3 separate regions of the Homo sapiens genome follow, and regions 1 and 3 are each linked to region 2. The links are chromatin loops, found by intact Hi-C in ENCODE. Cell type or tissue: HepG2. All regions are shown on one strand.

Evidence for each region. Peaks named below come from ENCODE experiments on the same cell type or tissue, not always from the same donor. Only the 100,000 strongest peaks of a DNase experiment are listed, where the experiment ranks them.
Region 1: a loop joins it to region 2, with 2.4 times the contacts of the local background. A loop is called at or near these places in 14 of 110 quality-filtered maps.
Region 3: a loop joins it to region 2, with 8 times the contacts of the local background. A loop is called at or near these places in 2 of 110 quality-filtered maps.

The regions. Positions count from the first base shown.
Region 1 is chr4:184,283,471-184,291,470 of GRCh38, reverse strand. All of the region lies in intron 1 of LOC105377582 (a long non-coding RNA gene), which reads left to right. It overlaps LOC124900825 (a long non-coding RNA gene), which reads right to left and starts at 3,726. Exons shown (of 2, transcript XR_007058413.1): 1 at 3,330-3,726. RefSeq lists enhancers at 2,509-2,648, 3,009-3,148, 6,996-7,085, 7,596-7,645, 7,676-7,795 and 1 more. In HepG2, a CTCF peak has its summit at 3,646; DNase peaks (open chromatin) are centred at 3,390 and 3,630; H3K4me3 peaks cover 1,303 bases.
Region 2 is chr4:184,345,037-184,353,036 of GRCh38, reverse strand. It overlaps LINC02363 (long intergenic non-protein coding RNA 2363), which reads left to right. Exons shown (of 3, transcript NR_040108.1): 2 at 2,759-2,948. Among named protein-coding and RNA genes, the nearest start is that of LINC02363, 4.9 kb to the left of the region's middle. RefSeq lists enhancers at 5,140-5,489, 5,570-5,619, 5,367-5,661 and a silencer at 7,719-7,788. In HepG2, no CTCF peak of the experiment used is centred here; DNase peaks (open chromatin) are centred at 1,056 and 4,146; H3K4me3 peaks cover 1,367 bases.
Region 3 is chr4:184,436,449-184,444,448 of GRCh38, reverse strand. The region is part of intron 1 of IRF2 (interferon regulatory factor 2); the gene reads left to right. Among named protein-coding and RNA genes, the nearest start is that of IRF2, 34 kb to the left of the region's middle. In HepG2, no CTCF peak of the experiment used is centred here; DNase peaks (open chromatin) are centred at 3,208, 3,998 and 4,468; H3K4me3 peaks cover 1,400 bases.

The DNA.
Region 1 (8,000 bases), 62 kb after region 2:
ATAAAGGTGAACAACCACACACAGAATTAGTAGAAATAAAAAATAAGCTGTTAATCAAAAGAAAAGAAATGAACTGTCAAAAACGATATGAAAGTAGCCAGTCTTATTCTCAATGAAAGAAATGTAAAATCAATAAGATACTATATTTATTTATCTGCCCTACAAAAAACAAAAGTAAAACCCTTCTGTAGACAGTATAAGAAAACATTTATATATGCTGTAGTGAGAGTATAAATTGGCTTAATTATTATAGAAAGACACCTTGGAAAAAATACCACCTTAAAAGCAATAGATTAGATAGATGAGATAGGTAGGGCTAGGTAGGCGTGCGTGCACACACACACACACACACACACACAGTAAAAAACATACAGTAGTTCTCCCTTCTTCGCCGCTTTGCTTTTCAGTTACCTGAAACCATGCTGTCCAAAATATTATAACTGTGTTCAACTATGGTCCAAAAATATTACATACAGTAAGATATTTTGACAGAGAGAGAGAGAAAAACCCTACTCACACAACTTTTATCAGAGTATATTGCTACAATTGTTCTATTTTATTAGTTATTGTTGTTAATCTTCTACTGCGCCTAATTTATACGTTAAACTTGATCATAAGTATGTATGCAATAGGAAAAGACAGTTTCCAGAAGGTTCTGAAATGCGTGGTTTCAGCATCCACTGGGGAGCTTGGAATGTACCTACAGCAGGTGAGGGGAGACTACTGTGTATATATTGCATGTCCTTTGACCCAGCAACCCAACTTTCAGGCATGTAATCTGAGGTGATTAAGAATGTATGACCCGGCTGGGCCCAGTGGCTCATGCCTGTAATCCCAGCACTTTGGGAGGCCGAGGCTGGCAGATCACCTGAGGTCAGGAGTTTGAGATCAGTCTGGCTAACATGGCAAAACCCCGTCTCTAGTAAAAATACAAAAATTATCCGGGTGTGGTGGTGCACACCTGTAATCCCAGCTACTCAGGAGGCTGAGGCAAGAGAATCGCTTGAACCTGGAAGGTGGAGGTTGCAGTGAGCTCAGATCGTGCCACTGTACTCCAGTCTGGGCGACAGCGCGAGACTCTGTCTCAAAAAAAAAAAAAAAAGGAAAAAAGGATGTATGACCAATATACTTGAAAAGATGCTTAACCTCACTAGAAATCAAGGAAATGCAAATAAAACACAAGGTTCCATTTTTAATCAAAGTGGCAAAAATCAAAAGTTTGATCATATAAAGCGTGGGCGAGGTTGTGGTGGCACACGTGCCCTCAGCTGCTCTGCAGTGAGAGCGTTATTTTCCAGCTACTTTGGTGGGCAAAATGTTTCTCCTCTACGACCTAACAATTCCACGTTCTGAATCTCCCCAGAGAGACATCTATCTGCACATGTGCACAAGGTGAAGATTGAATGCAGCATTGTCTGTCTTAGCAAAAGCTAAACACAACCCAAATATCCAGGGATAGGAAAATAACTCAATAAACGTCGGCTTATCCTTATTATGGAATCCCACACAGCAGTTGCAGATCTTCATGTGTTGACGTGGAAATGTCTCCAAGGCATACTGCCAAGTGAATGGACAGCATGTTAACGTCTGTGCGCCACTCGGCCTCACAAATAAAAACGATTCAGCATATCTATCTGTCTATATCTCACTTAGGTATCTGAAAATATACGTACGTACATTTCAAAAAAGGGTACGCATTAACCAATAATAGTGGCTGTCTCTATGATGGCTATAACAACTCGATTGAAGCTGGTTAATGAGGACTTTAGTCTTACCGGTTTTAAGGAAGTTTTCAACAAGAACATGTTTGTTTACAATATGCGTAATTTTAAAGTGTTTTAAAAAATAACTGTGAAGATTTCACTACACTAATACTTACCAAGGCATTATTCGGTAGAGTGAAAATTTGGAAATAGCATAATTGTCCAACTACAAGGTATTTAGTTAAATATATTAGGGGAGATCTCATGATACATTACAACACAACCATCAAAATAATATTTAGAAGTCCAGTAAACAACCAAGAGGAAATGTTCAGAATAATGATCAAAAGAAAAAAGCAGATTACGAAACAGAGTGCACCTCATTAAACACCTGTCAACCCCAGGGTCCAGGGCAGAGAAGTCAGATTCCAAAATCAGAGCATGCTGGCCCAAAGGCTAAAGGTTCGGTAATGCCAAAGTCAGCAATGCTGGTGCAGACACAACAGAAAACTGAGGGCCAAAGAAATTGAGAAGAAAGCCAGGCCAGACGGCTGGATCAAGGATGGAGGCAAAGTGCTAAGGGTGCTGCCTTAGACAAATCCTGTCTGCACCTCTCCTCCTTCCACACCCTTCTGGAGTAGGCCCAGCTGTGCCCAGGGTCTGAACCCAGGCACTGATTGTCCCGAGTCTGGAGGAGGTCTGGGCCTCGCCCTCTAACTGCTTCAGCAGGGACTGGGTCAGGCCAAGGACAATGGCCTCCACCTGCTGGGAGATCTTTCCAGACCAGAGAGCGGAACCTGCAGAATGCAGAGGCCTTCTGGTTTGCTGGACAGTGGTGTACATTCCAGGCTCAACTCTTCATTCCTCTAGGGAGTGAAAAAACCCGCTCCACCTCCTGAGAGCAAGGCTAGGTTGTGAATACCCTTTCCTTTGACGTATTGAGAAACGGGTCCACATTCATTCAGTCACGAGAAATGTCACTCAAAATGGGAGTTTCCTCCTTGAGAATCAAGAATGAATGTTAGAAAATTAAGTGGCAGAATTAGTCAAAGAGCAACCCCTTAGTGGAATAGATTTGACATTACAGAAAAGGAACAGAGAGAAAGGAGAGAGAACAGAAAAAGGGGGTGGGTGGATAAACGGTGGGGAGAGAAAGAGAGCTTGATTTCTGCGTTTATAAATGACAATGCGGTTTTGTCTAACCACCTGCTGCAGCAGGGCTGGGACACAAGGGAACCTGTGCCCTCCCATGCGGTGGAGGGTAGAAGATCAGAAAGACGAGAGGCCGGGGAGAGGCCGAGATTTGTACATCCAGCTGAAAAATAATCAGGCTCCTAAGCACAAGGCAGTTATGGTTTTAAAAAATTAAAATAAGCAACGAAACCAACCACCCAACACATTCAAATCCCTGCATGAGTTTGAGGATCGAGAAGTGGAAGAATTGAACAGGGAGAAACAACGAAGACGCGCTTCTGCTGCAGGAGGCAAATGCCAAGTGTCAGAAATGATTCCTGAAGCTGGGAGCCTCTGAGTTCAACTCATTATTTCCATTTGTTCATTTGTTTTTTCTACTGTGTTTCAATACCTTTTCCTCCTCTGGCTTTTCTACCTGCATGAAGTACTTACTGGTGGTGAAGGGGAGACACAACTCCCAGCCCGTTGTTTGTTTTACAAGTGGACTCTTGCATGGAGAGGAAGCTCAGGAATGGGGTGGCTGGGCAGGAGGGCTGCTGTGTTCCAGGTTCCAGCAGACTTGCAGACCTGCCCAGGGCAAGAGGAAGAACTGGTGAAACCTGCACGCCTGCTTTGAAGATCTCAAGAACAATTTGCTTTGCTCCTGTGGCTAAGCCTGCAAACATATTAAAAGCTTTTCTGGGTGATTTGTCAGTGGATTTAGTTAAAGAATTTATAGCCTGACCCTGGGAATCGGTCTGTGCTTCAGAGCAACACTGACACCACGTGTTTGAATCTTTAGGACTAAAAGGAAAGTAAGATCACGAATGGAGGAGCAAGGAGAGATCCCAAACATAGCAGCTCTCATTATGAGGGTGCACTCATTTCACCCACTGAGGCTCTGAAAGGGTCAGCGCTGATGAGCTGGTCTGGCCTCTGCCTGCTCTACCCAAAAGTGAATGTGGGTGTCTGTAATTCTTGGAGTTCTTTGAGGTAGAAAAGATTATTCAGGGACTATTTTGATTTTAAAAATTAATATTCAACTTATTGAAGCTAGTTCTTAAGTTTTTAAAGTTCAGCTTCTAAATCTTATCACTTTATTTATTAGGAAAGTGCATGCTCAACATGCACTTAGTTTAGTATTTGGGAAAGTCTGCCAATCAGAAACGAAAATATTCAAAAAGAAACCTGAGTATAAAAAATGGAAAAAGTATACTTACAATATTTATGGGGGCTAATTAAATATGCTATGGGATCCCCTCAAATATTGACATTTCCTTTACAAATTTATTATATTCAGATTTTTTCAAGGGTATCTGACTGAGAAGCTTCCCCAAATACTTAGATAACTTTAAAAAATCATATAAAATAAACGTAAAAATAAAGCAGCGTATTAAGTTGCTGAAATGACCACATATTGTTTTCAAATTTTAAAAACTTATCCTTTCAATTTAATATCATAAATGTAAATAACTAAAAAACATGTAACATTAGAATCATAAGACTCATAAGACTCCCAGAGCACTTTGGGAGGCTGAGGTGGGCGGATCACCTGAGGTCAGAAGTTCAGGATCAGCCTGGCCAACATGGTGAAACCCCGTCTCTACTAAACATACAAAAATTAGCCAGGCGTGGTGGCGTGTGCCTGTAATCCCAGCTACTTGGGAGCCTGAGACAGGAGAACTGCTTAAACCTGGGAGGCGGAGGTTGCAATGAGCCGAGATCGCACCGCTGCCCTCCAGTCTGGGCAACAGAGCAAGGATCCGTCTCATAAACAAACAAACAAACAATTAAACAAAAGCAGTGCACTCCATTAGGCAATAAGTGGTCTATCCAACATTGAGAGGAGGTGCTGCCCTCCCTCTGCCTTAATTCTAAGTTTTGACTAATTTTCCTAAAATTGTTATCAAAAACATTGGTGATGCAGCATTTTTAAAATAATGCATTGAGAAACCAAAACTTCTGGTTCCGGCTCTTAAACTGGCAGAACAATGATGGAAAATCAGCCAACTTTTGTCTCCCCCTTCAGAAATGTTGCTGAGCACATCTGGTTCATCCTTTCCCTGGCCTCCTCCTCACAGCCGTTTGGTTCCTACGGCCTAAAAGTGTGTTGTGTAATTACTGCTAGGACTTTCTATCTAGTCACCGTAAGTTTTGCTGCTGGCACTTTTACTTGGATTTTTAATTTGGATTTGCATTTCTTTTACTTGCTTGTGTACCAGTGCCAATTAAATTATAATACAATGGTTTCTTATTACTTAGAATTTTTATTTTAACTTTGCTTAAAGTCTCTTTTGGACTTAATTAGATTCTTAATTATATAATCATTTTTATAATCATGTTAGCATTTCTGGGCAGTCAAGCTGTTTCATGACAGTTAGTTGACAAATATTGATTGTAGGGGGCTGCTGATTTTAAGATGTCCTCAATTTCATAGACGGCAAATTGTGGGTTGGTGGGGAACATGTCTCAGATTTGATGAAACATGGGACATCACAGAATATCTGAAAGACTAAATTGAGAGTCTAGCATACAGAACACTCATAGCGTCTATTTTTTGGTTCTTCATAAATGTTAATTCCCCTTTCCTTCTCCCAATACTCAACTTTAGGTGACTTGACTAACGTACATCTTCCTCCTGCAAAAAGCAATGCAGAGTATTGGGGAATAGTCAACAATTGTAAAGGTTCCCCAACTGCCAGTTTCTACAGACCCTGGTTCTTCCCTTATTCTTACCTGTGTGGGTGTCTATCTGACACGGCTGGAGGAGGGTCTGAGGTCTACCTGCTGCCATGAAGTCATGAACATGTGAATCAGAATGCTATTAGGTTTAGGTATAATATTGCTTCTACTGACGCCCTAACCTACAGAGTAACGCTTGACACAATCTCATTTTTTGGGGGATGTATTTCTTTTTAAAGAAATGTGTATAAATGTATGGTGTACAAGTGCCATTTTGTTACATGCATAGATTGCCTAGTGGCCAAGACAGGGCTTTAGGGTACCCATCACCCAAATAATGTACATTGCATCCATTAGGCAATTTCTTGTTATCTACCCTTCTCATGCCCCCTCACACTTCTGAGGACCTATTGCCTATCATTCCACTCTCTACATACATGTGGACACAATTTTTAGCACCCACTTATGAATGAAAACATGAGTTGTTTGACTTTCTGTCTGGCTTGCTTCACTTAAGATAATGACCACCAGTTTCACCCATGTTGCTGCAAAAGACATGAAGTCATTCTTTTGATGGCCAGATAGTATTCTATTGTGTAAATAACACATTTTCTTTATCCAGGGGATTTTCTTCTTCCATTGATGGACATTTAGGTTGGTTCTATAGCTTTACTATTGTGACTAGTGCTACAATAAATGTATGAGTGAAGGTATCTTTTTGATAAATTGATTGTTTTCCTTTTGCATAGATACCCAATAGTGGAGTTGCTGGGTCAAATGGTAGCTCTATTTTTAGTCTGAAAAATCTCCATACTGTTTTCCATGGAGGTTGCACTAATTTATATTCCCACCAACAGCGAATGAGTTCTTTTTTCTCTATATCCTTGCCAACATCTGTGATTTTCTGTCTTTTTAATAATAGCCATTCTGGCAGGGTAAGATGCTATCTCATTGTGGTTTGGATTTGCATTTCTCTGATGATTAGCAATGTTGAGCATCTTTTCATATACCTGTAGGACATCTGTATGCCTTCTTTTGAAAAAGGTCTATTCCTTTTTTTTTCTTTTTTGCATACTTTTAAAAGTACATTAAGAGGGGATTATTTGTCTTTGTTGTTGTGTTTGAGCTCCTTGTATCGTCTGGATAGTAGTTCCCTGTTGGATGAATAGTTTGCAAATATTATCTCCCATTCTGTTGGTTGTCTGCTCACTCTGTTGATTATTTCTTTTGCTGTGCAGAAGCTCTTTAGTTTAACAAGTCCCATTTGTCTGTTTTCGGTTTTGTTGCCTGTGCTTTTGAGCTTGCAGTCCACAATGTCATTTCATGTGAAATAGTACCGGGGAGAGCTTTCCAACCTTCTCCATGTCAAGGCACATACAAGAAATGACACATTAGTCCAGCCACAGGGGTCAGCGTGGAGGCTCCTGGAGACCCATCCTCCTACCTAGGCCGCAGGAGGACGCCTCTCACACTGCAATCCCCCTGCTCCTGCTTAGGGCAGAGAAGAAACTCGCGGTGTTTTTTATTGGAAGCACCGGAATTACTGGACTTAGGATGTCTGTCCCAAGAAGGGGAGGAGCAGGGGCGGGGACATCCCTGGCAAGGGTGACGTTTGAGGAAAAACGGCAGGCTGATCTGGCCAAGCTGCTGGGCACCCCTGGTCTACCCGGCCCGGGAAGCATCAGGAGCCTGTCAGAGGGGACCTGGTGGCGGGCACCTGGATGGCAGAGGGAGGCGGACAACAGTTCCGGGACAGCGCGCTCCCATCTCCTGCTGTTTTGAGAGCCTCTTCCCCTGCTTCCTGCCCCAGAAAGCCCCATGCCTTCCTCGGGAAGGTCACTCACGGGTAAGCTCAGCATGGCTGTGACGGGTCTGGGTCCGGTGATGCTCAGCTTGGGAGACTCCAGAGAACCCGCACGTGGGGCCTAGTGCCCGCAGACACCCGTGGGGTCGGGGGTACTGTTTGCTCTCCAAGCCACCAGCCAGGTTGTGCACAACGCCAGGACAACTCTTCAGGGCTGAGACACGTGGCTTCCCTGGGCCCAGCACCTGGGCAGCACGTTCCGTGTGTATGCCCTGAAATCACACCAACGCATGCAGCCAACCCCGAGACTCAACCCCAAGGCCAGGACACGGGGCCAGTCCTGGAGCAGCACAACGGGGTGCCCAGCTGTGACCCTGCCTACCCGGAACCCTGAGTCTGGTGGCACTGGAGGCTCAGCATCACAATGATCCTTTCTTGTGTTACCAAAAAAAAAAAAAAAAAAAGTTTAACAAATACAGGCCATTGTTCTTACTTTTTAAAAAAAGGACTGACTGCTTAGGGGACTGCAGCCATTTAGCCCTGCCTGACCTCCAAGAGTGAAGGGGCAGAGTCCCCACCTGTCACCATCTGCAGGACAGCCATGCGCCGCTGCACTCTCTTTGGCTGAGAACCTCCAG
Region 2 (8,000 bases):
CTGTGTCAAAGAGCTTACCCTGTGGGTGCTGTCCAGCCATCTTGAACATTTTGCAAGGCAAATTTATTTATTTATTTATTTATTTTGAGACATGGTCTCACTGTGTCACCCAGGCTGGAGTGCAGTGGTGTGATCATGGCTCACTGCAGCCTCTAACTTCTGGGCTCAAGCAATCCTCCCACCTTAGCCTCCCAAGTAGCCGGGACTTCAGGCAGGCACCGCCATGCCCAGCTAAGTTTTTAAATTTTTTTCTAGAGACGAGGTCTCACTATGCTGCCCAGGGTGGTCTTGGGCTTCTGGGCTCAAGTAATCCTCTTGCTCTGGCCTCTTAAAATGCTGGGATTACAGGCGAGGGCCACCGTGCCCGACCTGGCAAATTTATTGAAAATTGGGGCAATATTGAATCATCTTTGTATCCCACTGACTAGCAAGAAGGTAAGATACCATGGCTGGCTCAACACAGCTACTACCTAGAAATACACTTCTGTGTTATTCAAACCAGGAGTCAGGAAGGAAAACTAATTGAAAAATACCTTCTGAGTATCTGAATTGGGCAATTGCTATGGGGAACAGAATGACAAAGAAGCAGTACCCCACTCCCCAGAGGAGCTTCCCATCTGCTGGGGGTGCCAAAGCATGAACACATAGAAAGGTGAATAACCACAGCGTGGCAGGCAGGATAATGACACCCCTAAAATGTCCACATCCTGATCCCCGGACCTGTGAGCATTAGCTTACATGACAAAAGGGATTTCGCAGATGAGATTAAGTTAAAGATCTGAGATGGGAAGATGAGTCTAGACTATCCAGGTGGGCCCAGTGTAGTCACAGGGTCCTGATAAGTGGACAAAAGAGTCAAGATAGTTGGAGTTAATGCGAGTTAAGACCGGACATGGCTCTCTTTGGAAGACGAGAGGGGCCTTGAACCAAGGAGTGAGAGCATCTCTAGAAGCTGGCCAAGGCGGGAGGGAACACAGCCCTGTCTACACCCTGATTTTAGTCCAGTGAGACCTAACTTGGACTTCTGACCTTCAGACTGTAGGATAACACAGTTGGGTTGTTTTAAGCCACTAAGCTTGTGGAAATTTGCTATAGTAGCATTTGGAAACTAATACAAATAGCAAAGTTAAATGAGATAAGAATCCAGAAAAAAAGTGTCATAGGTCAATAAGCCAGAAATCGCCGCATACTGGAGCTTCTACTGCAATCTCATACGTTCATCCGCCTCATCGCCCATGAAAACTCTCGTTTCTGGAAAACGAAGGGTGAAAAATAATTAGCTCATGGGAAAAGTAGAGGTGGGCAGACCATTCAAAACTTAACGGAACTTATAACCAGAGCCTTGTTACTATTACCAAGAACAGTAACGATGCTAGTTGAAATATCAGTATAATCGATACAGTTAAATCTCCACTGGCGTCACATCTCCCTCCCACCGTACATCCTTTGCAGTTTTATACCCTGGGCTTCTGATTTCCTCCTTGCAAATGAAGTGTTCTTTTTTTTTTCAACTTTTATTTTAGAATTAGGGGGTACGTGGGCAAGTTTATTACAAAGCTGTAATTTCATGATGCTGAGGTTTGGAGCACACATGAATCTGTCACCCAGGTAGTGAGCATAGTACCCAATAGATAGTAGTTTTTAACCCTTAACCCCCTCTCCTTCTCCTGCTTTTTGTATTCCCCAGTATCTACTGTTCCCATTTTTTGACCATGTGTACCCAATGTTTAGCTCCCACTTACAAGTGAAAACATGCGATATTTGGTTTTCTGTTTCTGAGTTAATTAACTTAGAATAATGTCCTCCAGTGCATCCATGTTGCTGCAAAGGATGTGATCTCATTCTTTTTTATGGCTGCGTAGTATTCCACAGTGTATATGTGCCACATTTTCTTTATGACATTTCTTTCTGAGACCGACCTGCTTCATTAAAATAAAAAATACAACCTGAAGGTAGCCTGTTTGGCCAAGCATTTCTTTTTAAACACCGGGGGATACGTCTTTGCAGATTCTTCATCTTCATTTGCAACTTTCCCAGATTAAAAAAAAAAAGTCCAGTTTAAAAGTATAAAGCACTCATGGAAGACACTTCTGCTGGTAGTCCGATTTTTTTCTTAAAGTTTTCAAACAGTGCTAAAGTTTTCTATTTAATTCTGAAAACCCTACTGCTCATGGCCTCAAAATATTAATCTGCTTGGAAAAACTGATGAACAGCAAACTGTAATTGGTAGATGCCATGAGGGCTGTTGGTTTAAATGAGGGTGGGAGCAGGTTGGGGAGGCCTCTTGCTGGAGGTGGGCTCAAGCTGAGCCTGGAGAATGAGTCAGACGGGAGCTTACAGCATCACTTTCCAGGTGGAAGGAGGAAAATATGGTGCCCGATCCAACATGGGGTGTCCCTGGTGGGCTTTGTTTGGCTCAGACACCCCAGTTGGTGTAGTCCTATTGGCCAGAGCAGCCGCTCTCCCACACCCACAGCTGCTGTTGGTCCTGGGCTTGGGCCTGGAGAAGCCCCTCTTCAGGAGGCTGGGCCAGCCCTATTCTCACACCTAGAGATAGCGCAGCTCCCTCTCTTGGCGTTCAAGCCTCTTGGCCCCTAATTCCCCCTTCAAAGCAGCCTCCTGAGCTTTTGAGGGATTGTCACTCTTGGAGGAAATAAAAACGTAGAAAAATATAGCAGAGCACTCTAGGGAATATGTACTTTCTCAACTTTTCTAGCCACCATCCTTTAAGCAATTATAATGCTTCCGGCTATCACAGGACATTGAGAGGGAAAAGGCCTCATCGACATACCAACTACAGGCCAGGTGGACCTTCGGTGCACACACACCCCAGCGCCCACAGAGATCCAGGCCTCCTGTGTATGAATGTGTGCCATGAATTTAGACCTATTTCTCGCCTTCCGGGCTCTCTATTCCTCATCCTCCATCCAAGTGGCCATCTTGTGCAGGTAATTCTTTTCTCTCCCCTCACCCTTTCCCCCTGCTTCTCCCTACTCTCCCTCCCCCTGTTTCTCTCTGAGTCTCTTTCCCCCTTCTGCCTTCCAGTGCATCCTCTGCAATTTGAGGTGACCCTCTTCTCCAGCTGCTGCTGCAGAACCCCAAGTGTGGTCCCCACACCCCCTCACGGTACACTTCAGCAGGAAGGTGCTTCTGCGTCCCCCTGTCCTCATCCTCCACTGCAGCTGTCCTGCTTCATCTCTTCCTCCTGGACTCAGGTTGGCCTTGGGCCCTGCTCCAAAAGGAGCACATTCACCACAGCTTCAGACTTCCTCCTGCTGCCGCTGCTCCTCGGAAGCAAACCTGGTGACTGCTGATGTCCAGGCCTAGACCATGCCTGGCAGAGCAGCCATGGGGTGGAGAAACAAGTCCTCAAGAGGGCTGCGAGGAGAGGCACAGAGACGGTCAGGGAAACTGAGGTCACACAACTGGGAATAAGAAGGTGGGGTGCTGGGGGGCTTGTCAATGTGGTTCTTCCACAGAGGATGGAAAGCCCCTTCATTTCTGCCCAAGAAAGTATCTTCAGCATTCACCGAAATCTCCCCAAGAGGGAAGCGCCGCAGGAAGGGGAACTAGGAAGGAAATACAAGCTGGTGCTTACTCCATCCCCGTCACAAAGAGGCTCAGAGAGAGACTTGGGAACGATATGCATATGCAATTTTTTAAATCACTCATTCAAGAAATAATAATGAAAAATGAGTTATAGGCAATGGATTAGTAAGTGCTGATCAGATTGACTATGTAAGTGAATTACATTCAAATTACATGTGAAGGAGCTCTATCAAGGGCAATTATGGGTCCTTCGAGAGGCTTTAAAAAGAGGAGGGATGAAACTTGGTTAAAATGGGGGCTCGTTAAAGGCAAGAGGAGTACAGAATGGTTGAGGTAACTTTCTCTGTGCCCCACTGTCAGCCCTGCTCTGCCAAGCAGGCTTGCAGGTGGGGATATTTGCTTGCTCTGGGTTCAGCAAGTCCTTGTGCTGCCTTGCCTAACCTGCTTCCGAGGTATCGGGTTTTAAGCTGGTGTGGCAAGAATGATATTGGCCTTTGTGTTCTAAAGGAGTGGCATGAAGCACAGTGGACCTTGATCTTCAATTGACGCCACAGTCTCCCTAATCCACTGATCTCCAATCATCCCACTAGATTAGCCACCCTATCAGGCAGTATTTTTCCATGTCCCATGTGCTCAAGGACGAAGCTTTAAAAGCAAGCTTGGAAGCTTATGCGATGCAGTACAGTGTCGGGGGTTGGCAGGGGAGAGAAAAGCAAAGGACTTACATTTGTTTTAGAAATTGCTGCCAAAAGATAAGCTTGTCTGTGCAACTATATGACTTCTGACACTGAGGCAGGGAGGATTGTGAAACCAGGATAGACAGAATTTCAGCCAGCAAATAAGTACACGTTCACTTTAGCCAGGGGGTGGGGTGGGGAGGCGGCTGGGAAGGGACTGAGTTTATGAAGAGGCCTAGAGTAATAGTTTCTGAAGCATTACTTATCTAGTGCTAGGCGGCAGAGTTCATTTTGTTTGTATGCGGTGATTACTTGCAGTCTACATGCAGAAAACCAGTTTATCTAATGAAGCGCAGGACTACAAATAGAGGTTTCTTAATAGAACCAGGCGACTGCCATGGGCCTCACCCTGACCGCTGGGTCACAGAGCCTTACCATCGGGGACTAGGCTTTGGGAGGCACTGAGGCAAGTTGGAGAATTAGAAAAGGAGTCAGCCATGAGTTATGTCCTGGCTATTACCGAGAGATAATCTAAAAAATGAAAATAAAGCTGCATATCAGGAGTTGGAAGCAATGTTTTACTGAAGGGCAGTCCGGAGACATGCATTTTGTTTCCAGGTGTTCAAATGCACTTCCTCTTGCTGAGGGGGCCCGAAAGCCTCCCGCTGGCTGCTCTGGGTCCCAGGTGCGTCCAGACGTTGCCAGACACACCTCTGTCAGGTGAGGCAGGCTCCAAGGGAGGAGGCCTTGGCTTTGTTAATTTTGCAGAAGAGCAGGGACTTTCATGACAATTTTTTTGATCTAATGACAAGCTATTTCCTCTACCATTAGTGTCCCGAAGGGCAAATTCTAAAGCCAAGGCCATTTGATAAAGCCTGGGGAATTTATTGCAAGGCAGATGGACACAGCAGCAGCACATAAGAGCACACGCGTGGGGCTCCAGCCCGGCCACGGGGAGACCTTTTCTCAGCAAAGGGCAGCACTGCTCGCTTTGCTGGGGCAGCCCTCCCAGGAAGATCCCAGAAGAGATGGTCTGAGGTGTGTGAACACTGTGAATGTCATGGACAAAGCTCAGCGTGGGACCCCATGGGACTTCAGGTTATTAAGATGTAAATGTTGGCCAAAAGCTTATGTGTGAATTTTATTTTTAAGTTGTGACTTCCTTCCTCTCTGCCTGGGCCAGTGCACAAGCAGGAGGAGGGAGAGTCGGTATTACTCTGCAAGAGCTGTTTCTCCAGGTTTCTGGGTGTGTTCTTGAGTGAATAGAAATCTGACACCACTGAGAATTCACTGACAAAGGCTTTCCGTCTGCAAGGCAGTGTGTCACGCACTGGCCCTGACCAATCCCATTTGGAGCTGAAGACTCCAGAACATGGCGGAAGGTCATTTCTGCAGCAGTGTTAGCTGTTCCACAGCTCAAAGAGGAACTAAAATTAAAGACAGGAAAGCAACATTGTGAAAATGCCTATGGCAGCCACTGAGAGTTACAAAACAGCCTCAACTATCTCCTAAGAAATGATCACTGGGGATGCATGTTTTCAAACTCTCATTGGATGCCCTGTATGCACCTGTTGTAAAGTCGAGAAATCACACCAGCACCAGCACTGCTTTCCTGATCACCTGTTGAAAATGTAATGGACACGAAATACCAAAAACGGGATTAAATTCCCCACCAAGAGGACATCCTTTTCGTGTCAGCGGCTTCCCAGTAGCAGTTTTTCACAAAATCGTGTTTAAAAACATTTTTCTATAGGCAATATTCACCTAGAATGGAAAACGTGGCTAGAATAGCTTATTTTATGATCTTAGATTTTCTCTGTGTTGGTGTGTCTCTCCTCCCATTTCTGAGTTCTGTTTGGCTTAAATGTGTAATGATCTGACCACTGAGCTTTGTCACAGAACTAGGGTAGGAGGACAAAATATTGAGTTAGGAGAAGTTTTCAACCAGCAATTTCCCAATAGTACATGATTTCCTTTTTTGTCTTCTTTTTCTTCTTCAGAGGAGAGCAGGGTACATTCTGGAGTGAGGACATGACTACAAGTTGTAGGCAGGAAATACTGTTTCATGACACCAAATTTTAAAAGAAAGAGACTTTAGAAAATGGTCATATTTTGGCCGGGCACAGTGGCTCATGCCTGTGATCCCAGCACTTTGGGAGGCCGAGGTGGGAGGATCACTTGAGGTCAGGAGTTTGAGACCAGAGACATGGTGAAACCTCGTCTCTATTAAAAATACAAAAAATTAGCCAGGCATGGTGGTGCACACCTGTAATCCCAGCTACTTGGAAGGCTGAGGCAGGAGAATCGTTTGAACCCGGGAGGCGGAGGTTGCAGTGAGTTGAGGTTGCAGTGAATTGAGATTGCGCCACTGCACTCCAGCCTGGGTGACACAGCAAGACTATGTCTCAAATAATAATAATAATAATAAAATAAAAAAGAAAATGGTCATATATTTATAGTCTACTTTTTATATTTTGTTAGATGTCACTAACTACTTAATGCTTTTTAGTTATTTAAAATGTTGCTCACAAATCCCAGTGTAAGCCCACGAAGTTGACCTCAGTGATTACACTTTTCCTAAAACCCTGGGGATTTTGTTTTAAAAGGTTAATGTGTTTTTTCAGTTAGTGGGAAGATAATTATGGACCCTCTCCTGGGTGTAAGTGATGTAAAGGGTCTTCGGGGATATGAATTAAAGAGTAGGCTCTGGCCCTGACCTCTGTATTGAGGAGGGAGGCCTCCTGAGAAGGGAGTCCTTGCTTGTGCTGAAAGGAGCTTTTGCTACATGGGGTCCCACAGGTTTAGGTGCAGGCAGGAGGAGCGGCAGCAAGAGGGCCCACTGTGGGCCCAGAAACATTTGGCTGGGACCTCAGCCTTGTTGTACCTTGTTCTAGGGGAAAAATAAAAGCGGCTCAAGCCTTTCTTAACCCCTGGGAGACACTGGCAGGGAAGAGGCCACAAAGAGCAAGACAGCTGTGACAAGTGCACAGTCACCCCAGGCCCCAAGGCTCTCCTGTTTCCACACACTGTGTCCAAACCAATCATCCAGCTCTTGGCCTGCTCTGCCCAGCCCTCTTCCTGACCTTCAATGCTTACATCTCCACTCCCAAAATAGATCAGGAAGCTGCTGATGCCACAGAAAGATCTGGCTTTGGAATAAGTAAGCCCGGGTTCAAATCCCCTGCCTGTACACATTTATAACATTCGACTTTATGTTCCTACCCTGTAAAATGGGAACACCAGGACCTATGATTCAGGGTGCTGGGGAGGTCTAAAGTAGGTAACATATGTCAGACACATAGCACAATGCCTGGCGCATGACAGCTGATCAGTGAAGGTTATTTGTCCCTCCTGCTTGTCCTAGGAGGAGCTAGTGCCGGGATTCGCCTCAGGGGCATGTGGGTGTCAGAGACAGGGCATTGCGTCCTGGCTAGGTGGCTTGCCAGATGCAAGATCATCTGTTTTCCTGTTTCTAAAAAGGAGATAATGTCATAAGGTTACTGTCAGGATTAAAATGAAAAGTGATAGAGCATGCCTGTCCCATCATAGGAACTTGATACCTGTTGGTTTCTGTCTTTAAACTTCTTTGAAATATGCCATCCCTCATCCCTGTGATGGCCTCACAGGCAGCTGCATCCCTTGAACCCTGTACTGGACCACTGGCCACCCCTGCATCTGCCCCTACCTCTGCCTCATGCAACTGTCACTGCCATAGGAGGGGCCTACCAGGCACTGGGCGACTCAGCCAGGTGCGGAGGCAGACACGAGGCTCCA
Region 3 (8,000 bases), 91 kb before region 2:
GTTATCCCATTTTACAGAGGAGAAAACTGAGGCATAGGGTCTTGGGTTCTGTTACCTTCTGCGTTTGGTTCCTGAAGCAGTGCCCTGGGAAGTGGCTATAGTTGCCGGATGGAGACCTGAATGGCTTCTACAGTTGTGGAGATGGTGACCAGCACCAGGGGATTTCTGAATTTTTGGGGCAATGGCTTGTTGATTTCTCATTTAAGGTCTCATTTTTATCACTATACTGTATATGAGATAAGGTTCCTCTCCTCATCTCATATACAGTATAGTGATAAAAAAGCGTCACTAGCCAAGGCTGGCTCCTGCCCACTTGTCATGGATATGGGAGCCGCCGAGGTCTTCCCTGGTCTCTGCCCTGCCCTTAGGGGGCTGTGCTGTCCTGGAGTCATGTGGCTGTCAGACCTCGGGTGTCATCCTGAGTCCTGCATTGCAGCTGCCATCCTACTCCATGATGAATAAGGGTAGGCCTATGAAGGGCCTAATCACTTATTAGGAATTTGCATGTTGCCAAATTAATAAGCTAAGGGTCAGACATGATTGATCACCATTAATACCCAAACCATTTCCTAGGGCTGTCATCTCAGCAGGAGTTGTGGTCATAGATGAGCTTACACTGGCTAGGGAAAGCTTTCTGGGATGGGTGGATTTAAAACTGTCTCCTGGATTTCTCAAAGAACTAAAAATAGAACTGCCATTCAACCCAGCAATTCCATTACTGGGTATATACTGAAAGGAAAAGAAATCATTCTAGCAAAAGATACCTGTACTTTTATGTTTATTGCAACACTATTCACAATAGCAAAGATATGGACTTAACCTAGGTCCTCATCAGCAGTGGACCGGATAAAGAAAATATGGTATATATACACTATGGAATACTATGCAGCCATAAAAACAATGAAATCATTCACAATAAGAAGCATGGAGCTGGAGGTCATTATCTTAAATGAATTAACACAGAATCAGAAAACCAAATACTACCACATGTTCTCACTTATAAGACGGAGCTAAACACTGAGTACACATGGACATGAGGATGGGAACAAGAAACAGTGAGGATTCCAGAAGGGGAGAGAGAGGAAGTAGGGCAAGGGTTGAAAAACTACCTATTGGGTACTATGTTCACTACTTGGACAGCAGGATCATTAGGAGCCCAAACCCCAGTATCATTGCAATATACCCATGTAACAAACCTGCACAGGTACCCCTGAATTTAAAACTGAAAGCAAAAACAAAAACAACCTGTAATCCCAGCACTTTGAGAAGCTGAGGTGGGTGGATCAGCTGAGGTCAGGAGTTTGAGACCAGCCTGGCCAACATGGTGAAACCCCATCTCTACTAAAAATGCAAAAATTCACCGGGCAAGGTGGCACGTGCCTGTAATCCCAGCTACACAGGAGGCTGAGGCAGGAGAATCGCTTGAACCTGGGAGGCGGAGGGTGCAGTGAGCAGAGATCGTGCCATTGCACTCCAGCCTGGGTGACAAGAGTGAGACTCTGTCTCAAACAAAACAAAACAACCCCTCCCACCCCGCTGCCCCCACCACCCCCACCCCCACCCCCACAAAGTTATCTTCTGAAGACCAAGAGAGAAGTACTTGGTATCAAGTGGTAAAAAACAAACAGGGCTGAGAGATTTAAGTAGGTTGGAGAAAGGAGTTTTGGGGCACAGGGTTTTTGTACTTCTTGGAGGTCCTGATACTAAAAATGAGGTCATTTTTAGAGTGGGAAGCAAAACGGCCCCATAACGAAGTGTTTGCTCTTCATATGCACTGAAACGGCAGGAGGTGGAAATTGACAAATATTGAGGATGCTTACTAGTTCACTGGTTTTCAGCACCTTAAATAAATGTTAATGTGAAATTAACATTAAGATAGTGGCGCGTTTGTCTTCTATGGGACTTACTTGTGCTTCTGAAATAGTTCTTCAGGTTAATCGGTTATGGGCTGGGCAGGGCACACTTTCCTCCCCTTCTGCCTTCAAAAGACCCTGGAAGCACCCAGGTGGCCCTGCTTTATGGCAGAAGCAGCAACTAAAATGAAACAACTGATTCATCTGCATCCAGGTGATGCAAAGCCAGGAAAAAGCCCCTCTGGTTCTCTCTTGTTTCCTTAAAGAGAGCATGGAGGTGAAGGGGTGGAGAGAGGGCGAGTATCTTTATTTTGGAGTATGGGAGTGTTTTCCTAGTCCGGACTACAAAAGGAAAGCTCGGGTTGGCCAGGAAACGCAGCATGTTTTGTTGATGCCCACTCGCTGGGAAAGTATTAAATGGGGCAGGAAGTGTGACTTTGGAAGGGGCTGCATAAAGGAGGCTGGGAAACTGCTTCCTGTGCACCCGGGCCAGCTCAGGAGCTGGAACGATGTTTGGCAGGCTGTGGGGATCTTGCTGCCCTGGCTGTGTCCCCTTCCACACAGGCTCCCAGTGCAGATGCCAGGTCAGACGGAGGTGTGGGGCCCTCTCTACCTCTTGATGTGAACCCCAGTTTGGCCTGCCTGTGCGAGCCTCATATCCAAATGCTAAGTCAGGGCCTAAGACTCCAGTTCAAATATGAGTTCTACCACTCAGTAGCTCTGTGACCTTGGGAAGTTACTTAACCTTACGTGCCTCAGTTTCTTCATCTATAAAATGGGGACCACAGTAGTACCCACGTTCTTGGGATGCTGTGAATCAGGTGAGCTTATCCTCTTAACGTGCTTAGAACTTGCCTAACACTGCTAAGCGCTTAATACTCCTTAGCTATTGTTAATACCCTCATGGTGGAGGATATTGACAACATCCTGGTAAGTGGGACACTCCCTGCTGGCCAGCTGGTATCATTTTCAAGGGTTTGCAGGTCTAGATCTGGATGAGGCAGTTACTCACAGAAAAGCTCCCTTGCTTACCAACAGGTTGTGTTCCAAAGGTGATTAAGTTTGCAGAGTGTGCATCAGGCTTTTTAAAACTAAGCTTTTCCCAAAACAAAGCTGTTTCAGTAGCAGGAACATTACAGGGGTGTCACGAGCAGGTATTTTCTTTCCACCAGACACCTGACCACTCACTGTGATTTGGAAAGATTAGAACCGGCCGGGAAACGATGTTTCCATCTTTGATGACAAAGCTTTCCTCATTCATGGTAGCCACATTTCAGGTATTCAGGAGCCACCTTGTTGACTGCCCTGATAAATAACAAGTTAATAGTTGCAAAATGTCTACTGGATAGTGCTGGTCTACATTCATTGGGTGTTTGCTGGGTGCAGAGTACAAGGCCTATTTAGGCCTAAGGAGCGTTGGTCTCAGTGGATTAAAGCACATCACAATGAACCAGTGACTTTAGGACAGTGTAAGATGCGTGCTAACTCACTGTTAGAGGCAGTGAGTTTTATGACTTCAAGGGAAGGGGGCATGTATGTGTCTTGTGTTGGCCAGGCCAAGTATTGTGGAAAAGAGACATTTGAACAATCTTTCAAGGTATGGCGAGACGTTTCCAGGCTAGGCCTTTCTCCTGAGCTCCAGCCTCGCACAGCTAGTAGCCCAGCCATCACCTCTTTTTGGGTATCCCAGAGATCTCCAACCCTGTAGGCCCCAAACCACTCTCAGTATCTCTCCTCAAACATCCCACATCTTCTGTTGCAGAGTGGCACTCCCACCCATCTAGTCTAAGAAAGGGAAAAAGGTCACACCCAAGTGAGTATGAAGAGGGAGGCGAGGTAGACATTCAGAAAGAAGAGCCTCGCAGATCTCTTTTCTCTGTGAAGCTGGAGGCAGGGAGGGATCTGAAATTGCACCTGTGGAAAATGGGAACAGGACCTGGGGAGAAGAAAGCAAAAAAGATCTGCAGAGGCAGAGACTCTGAGAGCTCAGATGAGGCGATCAGCCGCCCATCTGCTGCGAGGTTCTCCAGCCTCTCACAAATGTTTGCAGTGTGAGCAAACAAGACGGAGGCATGAAGGCCCGTTTGTAGTGGGAAAGTGGCCAGGCCACTGTGTGGGAAGGAGAATGGGGCCGGGGAGGCCCCTGGAGCTGGAATCCCATGTTAACGTTGCTGCCCACGTTAATATATAAGCCTACGTAGTCTTGTACTCTCACCCAGCAGACACGCAGTAAGTATAGGCCTCCGCTGTGTGGAATGTGGAAGTGGATTGAAGGGAGGGTGGCCGGGACAGGGACGCTGCAGCAGCTCGGGGCAGAGCGGAGAGCCCCTGAACAGGCTGCCGCGGGAGCATGGAAGGAGGCCGTGGGTAATGGGGATGGTCTGACAGATGGAGACTGCACCCCTTGGTGGCTGACATGGCAATGGGTGGGAGGGCCAGGGAAGTGGCTACTGAGCCAGGGAAAGTCAAGAAAATGTCAGCAGAGAGGTCTAGCTGCTTTCCCATTCGTGTTCTTGCACTGTGTTTCTTACATCTGCCTAGGGAACTGCCCTTTGAGAGTTTGTGGGGACCTTTCTCAGAAAAGTACACATCTGGGTGAACGTTAACACACTGCATGTATTTTTAAGGCTTGATCTCTGGACGAAGAGCTGCTGTTCTTGTTAGGCTGCATTGAGAACTGTTTTCTAGAGTGACCACTGGGTCATCTGCAGAACCAAGAACCAGTGATAGACAGGTGACTTTTGTGCACACACACATAGGGGCCCCAAGTCAGTTTGCTCGATTATGGTTCGGATGCAGCACACATTTCAGGTACCAGAGGAGTCTGTGGTCAGAGACAAGGTAAATTTTATAAAGCAGCTATGGGAATAGCTTCCGAAAGGATATAGAAAACGTGCCTAATAGGAAAATTGTGCATAGAATGGCAAATATGTAAAACTGTAATCTGGATGATTTTCAGCCTGGAAAACTAGTTTTGTGGTATTTGAAAGCATTTTAGACTTTTGATTTCATATACGTTTCTATTCCATTAATGATGAAATCTATTCACCACTGGCCTCCTGTTTTCCCATGACTCAACTGGAGATGTTTATTAAACATCTGGAATCTGGAAGTCCATTGGGTTAATGGATACTAAATAACAGTGATTTTCATACTTAATTGCTTATCAAAATTATTCTAGGATAATAAAAAAAATTCCCGGTTCTTATTAGAGTGGGGCCAGGGACCTTTTTTTTTTTTTTAAGTACCCCCGCTCCGCCCCGCTTTTTTTTTTTTTTTTTTAAAGTTTTAAGGTAATAGCATTGCAAGGCAGTTTTGGGATAGTGGCATGAACAGAACAGAAAAGAATAAAGGTGGGTTATGATGTATTTGGAGTAGCAGTCCTGCCTCATCATTCATCCTGAAAAATCTACGTAGTAGGAGAATTGGTGGTTGAATTGCTTGAAACCTTATGAGGAAGACTGGCTGGAGACTCCCATTCTTAAATGAACCTATGACTTTCTAAAGTTCAACAAAACATAAAAATCAGTTTTGCATTGGTGCAGATAATATGTACACTGAGAGGCATGGTTTTTTCCGTATCTAGCCCTCCATCCAAACGTTAAACGTCTTTCTGATTTCAGGACTGGCAATGGCTGACTTCAGCCGTCAGGGTCCCATGAGAGTCTGGAGAGTGATTTGAATGTCGCAGGCAGAGCAGGAGGAAGCGTGGCCGCATAGGAAGGTCTCAGGCCATGCTTCCTCTCTCATATAGGGGGTCCTGTTATCTTTGCTCCGAACATACTATTTTCATGCCATGAAGTTCTTGTACATTTTATTTCTACCTCTTAGCAGTCAGTACAGCTCTTAGGGTATGCTTCTCCTTGTTTCCCTGTTTCTACAAAAATGTTAAAAATATTAGGCCAGGCGCGGGGCTCACGCCTGTGATCCCAGGACTTTGGGAGGCCAAGGCAGGCGAATCACATATCCTCTTCTGCATTCTACTTCCCACAGTGCCCCCTCCCTCTCTCTGCCGTCCACATGCTCGCACACACCTGCACACACACTGTCGGGAGGCAGTCCAGCCTAGTGCAATGTTTTTATACCCCTTCAACCCCAGGACCAGTATAATATAATGTGACATTAAATGGAAGCAAACGTTTCATAAAACAATGCTTACCTCACTTTGTTCGGGGTGCTCCCTCATTTTCCATTCTATCATATTGTAAATTAAAATTAAGTTAAAAGTGCTGATCTTAATGCAACAAATGATCCCACGACCCTCTGGTGGGTTGTTAGCAGAGACTTGCAAAACACAGGTCTAGAGGTTTCTGGCATATTCTTTGGAGTCAGACGGATGTAGATTTGAATGTTTGCTTTACCACTTAATGGCTGTAAGTGGAGCTTTGTAAGTAGCTTCATTTCCTCATCTGTAGAATGGAGAGTAGCTACTCTGCCTCATGTGGCTTGTTGGAAGATTAAGTGAAATAACGCATGAAAGGCATTTGGGCTGAGGGTCAGGCTCTAGTTAGGGCTGGAATGGTATTAATGATGGGGATGATGATGATGATGTTCAACTTCTAACTCCAGCTTTCAATTTACATAACTTTCATGGAAATTCTTACTTTTGCTGAAAAAGCACACAGAAGTCGTTGTGAGGAACTTGCAGGAGGAACTTGCATTTGGGAAAAGACTATTGTGTGCCCAGGAAAAATTACTACTAAACACTGCTGTTAGATTCCTATACGCGTGTCATCGTGTGTGTGGGTTTTTTTTTTTTTTTTTGTACGTTCCAATAGCCACTGTCCTGACCCAGAGCAGTAGTTCTAGCTCACCTCCTTCCCTCCATTTGGCTCTGTATAGAGTGCTGCATGACTCGTGAAACTGAAGCATGGCTTTTCCCAAGTCGTGCACTCAGAAGTCATTATAGCAGCCTGCGTAAACAAGCTCAGACTCTAGCTGGGCATCTGAGACCCTCCTGAGGTTCAAGTCCTGCCTCCTCATCTAGAGGCGTGGGTGACTTAGACATTTTCTTTTCTTTCTTATTTCTTCTTCTTATTTTTTGTGGGGGCTGCCTTTTTGGCTATGCTTTTCCTAATCTCTAAAATGATGATAATAGGCTGGGCACGGTGACTTATGCCTCTAACCTTAGCAGTTTGGGAGGTTGAAGTAGGAGGATCACTTGAGGCCAGGAGTTCAAACCAACCCGGGCAACATAGGTAGTGAAACCCCTGTTTCTACAAAAATATTTTAAAAAATTAGGCCAGGCGCGGTGGCTCATGCCTGTAATCCCAGGACTTTGGGAGGCCAAAGCAGGTGGATCATCAGGTCAAGAGTTCAAGACCAGCCTGACCAACATGGTGAAACCCCGTCTCGACTAAAAATACAAAAAAATTAGCTGGGCGTGGTGGCGCATGCCTGTAATCTCAGCTACTCAGGAGACTGAGGCAGGAGAATTGCTTGAACCCGGGAGGCAGAGGTTGCAGTGAGCCAAGATTGCACGACTATACTCTAGCCTGGGTGACAGAGCGAGACTCCATCTCAAAAAACCCGAAAAACAAAAAATTAGCTGGGTGTAGTGGATGCACCTGTAGTCCTGGGTACTTGAGAGGCTGAGGTGAGAGGCTCTCTTGAACCCAGGAAGTCAGGACTGTAGTGAGCTAGGATTGCACCACTGCACTCTAGTCTGGGTGACAGAGTGAGACCTGTCTCAAAAATAAAATGAAAAAATAAAATGGGGATACTAGTATTTAACTGGTTAGAGCTGTTATGAGAGTTAAAGATGATTGATGTGAAATACCCAGTGCTTGCTTCTCACACACCAGTGACTCTTATGAAGACACCCCTGTTGGTGCATAAGACAGTTGCTCTGCTCACATCAGCAAACACATCTTCAGTCCTGCTTTGGCCGCCGATACCAACCTTTTACCTCCCCTGGCTTGCCTGCCACCTTCTCCCTGCCTAGACAGCACCTCCCCATCCATTAAGGTCTTCCTTTACCATAAAGCTTTCCTTTGCCATAAAGCTTTCTCTTATATGCCCATTTAACAATGATTTATGTATTCCTTATGAACTACCTAACTTAGTTGGCAATTAATAATACACTACCTTCTGATCTTTATTGCATAGTCTTTTATTATTATAATTATAGGATTATTAGTTAGCTTT